Regions from separate parts of the Homo sapiens genome. Here region 2 is linked to region 1. The links are chromatin contacts, found by Hi-C or POLR2A ChIA-PET in ENCODE. All regions are on one chromosome and are shown on one strand. The core of a region is the stretch at or near the end of the contact, and the rest is flanking DNA. Distances in the headings are between cores, read along the strand shown.

Region 1 (4,286 bases), core at 1,217-3,716:
CAAAAAAAAAAAAAAAAAAATTCATAGCAGGGCAGGGCGCGGTGGCTCACACCTGTAATCCCAGCACTCTGGGAGGCCGATGTGGGCGGGTCACCTGAGGTCAGGAGCTCCAGACCAGCCTGGCCAACATAACCAAAACAACCTGGCTAAATTCAATCTCGGCTAAAAAAAAAACTACACAAATCAGCCAGGCATGGTGGCGCGCGCCTGTAATCCCAGCTACTCGGGAGGCTGAGACAGGAGAATCGCTTGAACCCAGGAGGCAGAGGCTGCAGGGAGCCGAGACTGCACCACAGCACTCCAGCCTGGGCGACAGAGAAAGACTGTCTTAAAAAAAAATTATTAAAGACTTCTCAGAAAATAGTAATCTTTCTTCTGGTTAAGAATAAAACTTAAAAAGTTATCAGTGCCTACAGATTAATCACTCTTCTGTGGTAGAAAAATTTCGACGATTCTGCACGTCAAAGCAAACAAGGTAAACAAAACCACTAATTACTAAAAACCTTTTGGATTTAGAAACCTAACTCGCCGGGCGCGGTGGCTCACGCCAGTAATCCCAGCACTTTGGGAGGCCGAGGCGGGCGGAATACGAGGTCAGGGAATCGAGACCATCCTGGCTAACACGGTGAAACCCCGTCTCTACTAAAGAAACCCCGTCTCTACTAAAAATACAAAAAATCAGCCGGGCGTGGTGACGGGCGCTTGTAGTCCCAGCTCGTCGGGAGGCCGAGGCAGGGGAATGGCGTGAACCCGGGGGGCGGAGCTTGCAGTGAGTCGAGATTGCGCCACTGCACTCCAGCCTGGGAAACAGAGCAAGACTCCGCCTCAAAAAAAAATAAAAAAGAAACCTAACTCAAGCCAGGGTGAGACTACGAATCACGGCTTTGGCTTTAAGTGCCTGTTGTACTAAGACCGATGTAATCACCTCGGTCAAGTCCCTTTGCCTTTGGCCTCAGTTTCCTCATTTGCTAACGCTGGGCAGGGAGAAGAGAGTCAAACTTTGCTGTTCTCACTGGGCATCTGAGATATGGAGGGAAGGGCGGAACAGAGGCGAGACACCCGACCCGACCGCTGATGTCGCCCCAAAAAGAAGTCAGCTCGCAGGGCTCTGGAGGCTTCAGCAAGCCAGGCCACCCAGACTCCTCGCTCCAGCAACCCCGGGGCCTGCCCAAGCCGGTGGGGCAGGAAGGAGGGCCGAAGGGCCTAACCCCTTCCTTGCTACTCGTTGACTTCCTACCTTTACTGCATACAATTTGCCGCCTTTCTGCCCCAGATACACTTTCCCGAAGGCGCCCCGGCTAATGGGCTTCACTATGCTGAATTCCTCAATGGAGGGCGGTTTTGGCACTGCGATCCTATTCACGCCCTCCTCAGTCGCCGCGCCTCCTCCAGGCTCCTTCTTGCTTCCCGCGGTGGGATCCATCGCTGGACAGCATACAGCGGCCCCGCAGACACTGCCCCTCCGCGAGCAGCCACTCCCGCCAACTGGGTTCAAAGTGAGGCTCCGCCCACGCCGCGCGCGGCCGTGACGTCACCCCGCCGCCGCGCCCCGCCCTCGTCACCTCCCCTACGCAGACGCGGACGGAGGGGGCGTCGGGAAAGCCCCGACTTCGCAGCCTTACACTCTTCGTGGGCGGCGACCGCGGCCCCACTGACATCATTCCTCATGAGGGAGGAGGCACAAACAGTTCTGGGCCGACCAGAAAAAGGACGACTGGGACTTGACTCTGAATCGCAGGATTTGAAGAGATTTCTCCTGGCTTCCCAACGAGGCTGGTGGGAAGCGGTCCTCCTCCCATACACGACCTCCCACCCTCGCGAGGCGTAGAAACCAGTTCTGACTGTACAGTAAAGCGAGGGCCAGGGCTGAGGTCTGGAAGCTAATGAAAGCACAGAAAGTGTCGAAACTGGATGAGCAGGAAGCGAGTGGCCTCCCCTGTCATCTGACGTTTTCCCAGGATGTAATTTGCCTGACTGAAACAGATCAGGACCAACAGGGAGAGTTTTCGATTTAGTGTGAGGAAAAGAGCACTAAATTGTAGCAAAAGACCTTATTGCTCAAGGCCCAGTCAGAAGATTTCATAAGGAAGCTGTAGAAAGTCTTAAGAGGAAATCAGCCGGGCGTGGTGGCGGGCACCTGTAATCCCAGCTACTCGGGAGGCTGAGGCAGGAGAATCGCTTGAACCCGGGGAGCAGAGGTTGCAGTGAGCCGAGATCGCGCCACTGTACGCCAGCCTGGGCGAAAGAACGAAACTCCGTCTCCAAAAAAAAAAAAAACGAAGAAAAAGTCCAAAGAGGGTAAAGGCTGTTCTCCCCTTAAAAAACAGCTAAAGACCTTTGGGGGCGCTGCTCCTTGTAAATGTCAACTACTTCCGCGGGAAAGAACGCGCAGGCACTTGGCCTTGTGGGCGCTCACTTGCCCCGGAAGTACTGTTGAGTTAGCGCCTCGCCTTCCGGGGCGGATTGTCTGTCGTTGCAGTAGCTGTAGGAAGGGGAGGCCATTTTCCGTTTCTGGGAGGAGTGAGGGGCAACGGGTCGGAGAAAAAGGAAAAAAGAAGGGCTCAGCGCCTCCCCGCCGGGCCGTGGACAGAGGGGCACAGTTTCGGCAGGCGGGTGAGGTCGCTGAGGGCCCGCCGGAGATGTTTTCCTTGTCGAGCACGGTGCAACCCCAGGTAAGCCAGGCATTCAGCCCATTTTTTTTCCTCCCGCCCTGCCCGTGGCTGTTTGCAAATTGCGCTCGTGGAAGCGATTTCTCAGAAGGGACTCTAGAAATGAAGTGATGTACTCAATGCGAATCCCAGGATTGAGGAGTGGATCAGGGGACGACGCTGAGAGTGGGCCGGAGACTTCAGTGCTGACGATGAAGCTGTTGAGGGCAGAGGCGGGATGTGAGCTCAGTGATAGAGAGAGACCCTGGCTTATCGAACTGATTGCGTGGAATTTCTGCTAGAGAATCCGTCCGGCATTGTTCAGTGTCCGGCGTTCTGGGGTGGGAAAATGTCTGTACCATACATTAAAGGGAGCAGGTAATGTTCCCTTTTTTCCGACTTTCCAGTGGCTTTAGTGTTCACAGCCCCTATCCCCTGCTCTTTATTTCCTTTTAAATGGAATTTAAATTTAACCCAAACATGGTATAATATTTCGGATGGCCAGCCATGCAAGTTTTTTTCTCATTTTGACCAGAAGTAACTAAAATGTGTATTTCCGAGTCGTAAACTGTTTGCAGTTAAAATTTTGATTCAGCCTCATCCTCATCGTTTTGTAAAACAAAAGGTAGTGAAGAGAAAAATGATTTCAAGGGTTTTCATTACGCTCTTGGGCAATCACTTGTGACAATGTTTTATTCTTGCTTCATTCCAGTCTCTTTTTTTGATGGTAACATTTTAATAGATTTTTTGAGAGTTCCTACAGTTTTGCAAAGAAATAGTTTTTAAAACATTGAGTTTTTTTAAAACATAATTTTTAAGAAAATCGACACTCTTAGGTTCTTGATTTAAGCATATGATTGTGTTCCTTTGTGTAACTTTTACTCCCCCTCATTTTAAGAATTTTTAATTTTTTGTGCTAGTACTGGCTAACAAACTGAAGCAGCTGCTTGTTATTGGGCATCAGTTATGTACCAGGTGAGCAAAGCAAATGTGGAATCTTCTCTTAATATTGATATGAAGTAAATATGAGTAGGACTTAGCAAGGTGAAGAGTGAACAGGTATCACAGGCATACAGAAAAATACCTGGAGGTCCTGAGTTAGGAAAGGGTTTAGCAGGTTGAAGGAACAAAAATAAGGCTAGTGTGGCTAGAACATAGTAGTTAAAGGGGGTAGTGACAGAAGAGGTTGGAGAAAAGACTTGAGGCAGATCATACAGGGAGTAAAGGATATATTATGGCTGATTTCATTTTAAGTGTATTGGGAACCATTGAAAGTTTTAAAACATGATTAGATTTTCATTTTTAAGAGATGACTGGCTTTTGCTATATGGAGAATAGGAGAGGGCAAGAGTGGAAGATGTTATCAGCTAAAAATACCCACCCACCCCCCAATTAAAGCTGTTGCAGTGGTTATGGAAAGAAGAGAATGAGATATATTTTGAAGAAAGTGGAATTGCATGAGAGATCAGAGAGATGATGGGGAGAGGTGTTTCTGGGTTTGATCAGATGAATGCATTGAAGGTGCTATTTACCAAGATGACAGTGTCTGGAGAAGTCCTAGTAATTGTTTGAAAAAGAAGTCTGACATGGCCTATTGAATATGGTATTGAAGTTTTTGAAACTCAACTCTTTGCCTTA
Region 2 (4,286 bases), core at 1,202-3,701, 1.0 Mb before region 1:
CAGAAGCCTTTAGCAGTCAGTGCACTCTGTCTCTTCTTCCTACCCTCCAGCCCCCATTGCTGACTGCTGATGTTCCAGGTGGTGGGAGTTCTCCCCACCTGGGTCTGAGCACGTGGGCTTGTGGAGCAGAGTTCACAGAGGAAATGCAGTAGACAGAGAGTGTCTGGGGGAATATAAACTTTCGTTGTTATATGCTGCTAAGGTTTAGGCATTGCTTATTACCACAATATTATTTATAACTTAATTTTAACAAGTATTTTCACTATATTACATTTCAAATATATTTTTCAAATATGGCTTAGTGATGTAGAAATTAAAATAAATAGTTATTAACATTGCATGAGGCTAATTACTTTTAGGTAGTTGCTATTGATCTAACAGTTGCGCTGTAGAAAGTTCATATTCATTTTCTTGTCAAAACTTGGTAATTTTTACATTTTCTTCTTTGATAGACATGCATCTCCCCTCTGCAACCACTGTGGCAAGGCTTGAGAAAGGGTGATATGTCTTGTAAGATGTCCCTGTTTTACTTGATTATTCCAGTTTAATATTAATATATTAACCCAGGAGTGTGCTATCCTGGATACTTTTGATTTGTGTTTCCTTTCATCACTAATAAAACTAGAAGACAAATGTATCTACATTGTTCTTAGAGTCCCCTGTTTCATTACTACATTTCACAATTATTTTTGCTTAGCAAGCGAGGGCTATCAATATCAAAGTATAATACACCCCCTCCCTTCTGATAAAAAACTTTCCTATTTTTTTTGAAAGGCTTGAGTGTATCAAATGGTGTATTTTCATATGCAATTAGTGTTTTAATTGTACCTTTATTTTCTTTCTCACTTTGGAAGCATAGCATCTAGAATTGCTTTCTTCCTCATTGTTTTCATTTCTGTGTTCAGTTAAAAGCTAAATGAAAGGATGTTAACTGCCAACTTTAAAAATACATTTTATTTGTGAATTTCATTTGTTTAAATTGGAATGTTATAAATTATACAGATGGTAAAAATTTGATTTTCATTACTTGACAAAGTTGGCATGTATCTTTGTCTTTTAATTTGAATAAATATTTGGCTAGCCACTATTGTGTGCCTAGTAAATTTAGGTAGTGTTTCAAGCCACTTTTTAATATTATGTGCCTCCACTAGGTGGTGCTCATTCCTTCGGGACATCTGAGACCTAGCTTAAAGAATTTAGTTCTGTCACTGATGGGTTAAAGATAAAAGAAGCAAATTCAGGCCAAAGCAGTACGAAAAACTTGTGAAATTTTTTTATTTCATGTAATGAGTTGTGAAACTCTGTAGTAGAGGTATTTATTATTATTAATGTATGATATTTCCAAGAAATCAGTAATTTTATTATATGGCTCATTTATATAAAATGTATTTAAATAGTTATTATAGATTGTGTTAGATGATGGGGATGCAATGGTGAAAAACAGACACGGTGGTCTTAAACCATATGACTCTTGGAATCAACACTCAAGTAATCACTTGAGTAAGTGTGTAATTATTACTGAGATAGGGACAGGTTTTTGGTGCTTTGAGTGTATAAGGGGCAGAGAAGGGGGTATTTTCCAAGATTCTGGGAAGTTTTATTGAAGAACTGATCACTGATCTAGTTAAATAAGATCTGAAAGTTGCTGAAGAATTAACCAGTGTGAGTGTGTTGGAGGAGAAATTTCACAGTGATGAGGTTAGTGTGGGGTTGCAAGGAGTTCTTTATCTGCACCCCAGTCGTTGTAATGGTTGGATCCAATGGACCTTTTCAGTCCTGGAGACATCTGTTCTTCAGCTTTAATTTCTTGATAATTTCCTTCCCTCAGCTCTTCTCCTCTTCCATCTTTCTAGAAGTTCTTTTAGGTGAATATTGGCCTTTCTGGATTTTACCTTTGCTTTTAAAGAGATTTCTTCAACTTTTACTACATTTCTCTTTAAAATCTTAAAAATTCGCTGCTGCTATTTTAATTCCAGTACATTTGAGAAGAATGTCTCTGTTTCTTTTTTGTAACATCTTAGTCTCATTCCATGGATACACTATAGAATCTTTCTGAGGATAATTAAACAAAACAAAAGCCCCCTTTTTGTTGATTCTGTGTTCCATGAACTTTTCAAAGTTCTAAGTACCTTGTTTCTCTCTTCCAGCAACCCTTTAGATAGATATTAATCTTTACCCCATTGTAAAGATTAGAAGAATGAGGTACCACTTTGATTACACAGCCAGTTAGGTGGTAGAGCTGGTCTTGAACCCAGGTGGTCTGACTCAAGTTCTACATTTTTACTATCATGCTACTCTGCTTGTTGATGAGTATTCAGTAGAATGGTTTCGGTTTCATTTTCAATTCTCCTCATTTTGTTCACAATTTTTCTTTACTCTGGGACTTTTTTTTTCCTGTTTTGCCTGCTTGGTGTTTATCCTGTGGGGGCTTTCCTCAAATGTCTGCTTATTCTTGGTTGTCTGCCTGTGTTTAATAGTGAGTTGTTAAAAGAGCTGATTGGAAGATCTATGTGTTGGAGCAGGGCCTGGTGACAGGTGGAATCTCTGTAGAACAGTGGTTTTCGACTGAGTTGGATTCCTTCTCGCCTTTCCTGGTCATTTGGCAACATCTGGAGGCATCTTTGATGGTGATGACTTGAGGAGGGGGTACTGCTGGCATCTAGGAGAACAGCTCAGGGATGCTGCTGAACATCCTGCGATAGACAGGAAAGCCCCTCACAACAAAGAACTATTCAGCCTAAAATGTCAGTAGTGCCAGAACTTAAAAACTCTGCTTCAGAGGGAAAGGATGAAAAATCAGCTACTGTTGGTTACAGGAGGAGAGATTGCAAATCCCAGAATAAAGAGCCATTTTTCTCCATGGCTCTTCAGTTTTTTCATCAGAGAGACCTGGAATCTGCTGCCTGGGCCTTAGGTGGCTGGCTGCTTGACATTCTGGATCAGCCAAGGGAAAGGAGCCCCTCACAGTATTTAGGGTTTCAGCACCTGCATGCCTGGCATCCCTGATCCGCCAGCATGACAGTGTTCCCTGGGTCAAATTGTCTCTTTTAAACAATTCCCCACTTTGTCTGGTTCTATGCGGTGGCTTCCTTTTTCTAAAAATTTTTGAACTCTCTAGTCTTCTGTCTCATTTCTGTTATTTTTAATTTGAAAAATCATCTTAGTGCAACTTAGGATAGAGAAGAGATCCGTATCTTTAATCACTAAACTTTGTAATCATAATTTTTAGTGGCATTATTGTAATCCATCAACCGCTTATGCTATGGTTTATTTAATCATTTTCTTATCATTGTACAGAACAATTTTTCCTTATCAATTCTTAGGTTATTTTGAAATACAGCTTATATAGGAACAATTAATCTACGAATTTTCACAATGTTGTTTTGGTGCCCTTGCACCCTCCAAAAGTGAATCAGTAAGAACTCTTTTTTTTTTTTTTGAAATGGAGTCTCACTGCGTTGCCCAGGCTGGAGTGCAGTGGCGTGATCTTGGCTCACCACAACCTCTGCCTCCTTGTTTCAAGTGATTCTCCTGCCTCAGCCGCGCCACCATGCCTGGCTAATTTTTTTTTTTTTTTTTTTTTTTTGCATTTTTAGTAGAGTTGGGGTTTCACTATGTTGGCCAGGCTGGTCTCGAACTCATGACCTCATGATCTGCCTGCTTGGCCTCCCAAAGTGCTGGGATTACAGGCGTGAGCCACTGCGCCCGGCCAGAACTCTTTTTACTATCGGTATGAATACAAAGATTTTTGTATATTTGATGAGTTTTAGTCCACTGCAATTATTCTTGTTTTTTTCTTTTCTTTCTTTTTTTTTTTTAAATTATACTTTAAGTTCTAGGGTACATGTGCACAATGTGCAGGTTTGTTACGTATGTATACATGTGCCATGTTGGTGTGCTGCACCCATTAACTCATCATTTACATTAGATATATCTCCTAATGCTATCCCTCCCCCACCCCCCCACCCCACGACAGGCTCCGCTGTGTGATGTTCCCCGTCCTGTGTCCAAGTGTTCTCATTGTTCAATTCCCACCTATGAGTGAGAACATGTGGTGTTTGGTTTTCTATCCTTGCGAAAGTTTGCTCAGAATGATGGTTTCTTTTTTTTTAGACAGAGTCTTGCTCTGTTGCTCAGGCTGGAGTGCAGTTGCACAATCTCAGCTCACTGCAACCTTTGCCTCCTGAGTTCCAGCAATTCTCCTGCCTCAGCCTCCCTAGTAGCTGGGATTACAGGCATGTGCCATGACACCTGGCTAATTTTTTATTTTTATTTTTAATAGAGAT

What was found. A loop is a pair of places that touch in the nucleus more often than their neighbours do. ChIA-PET counts read pairs that join two places held with the same protein, here RNA polymerase II (POLR2A). Pooled maps may share reads with other maps.
Region 2: a pooled map shows a loop between it and region 1 (7-fold over the local background). The contact joins the enhancer-like site here to the promoter of YME1L1 in region 1. A Hi-C loop is called at or near these places in 3 of 50 pooled maps. POLR2A ChIA-PET finds 5 or more read pairs at or near these places in 2 of 52 experiments (HEK293T and naive thymus-derived CD8-positive, alpha-beta T cell).

The regions. Positions count from the first base shown.
Region 1 is chr10:27,152,564-27,156,849 of GRCh38, reverse strand. YME1L1 (YME1 like 1 ATPase) reads left to right here and starts at 2,466. Exons shown (of 19, transcript NM_014263.4): 1 at 2,466-2,672. The coding sequence starts at 2,640. It overlaps MASTL (microtubule associated serine/threonine kinase like), which reads right to left and starts at 1,498. Exons shown (of 12, transcript NM_001172303.3): 1 at 1,238-1,498. The coding sequence starts at 1,423. RefSeq lists enhancers at 807-1,056, 1,677-1,736 and silencers at 1,411-1,609, 1,407-1,616.
Region 2 is chr10:28,176,561-28,180,846 of GRCh38, reverse strand. All of the region lies in intron 3 of MPP7 (MAGUK p55 scaffold protein 7), which reads left to right. Among named protein-coding and RNA genes, the nearest start is that of SNORD130, 110 kb to the right of the region's middle. Within about 2 kb of position 2,451, at least 6 of the 41 ENCODE cell types and tissues checked have a DNase peak (open chromatin) inside an H3K27ac peak, as active enhancers do.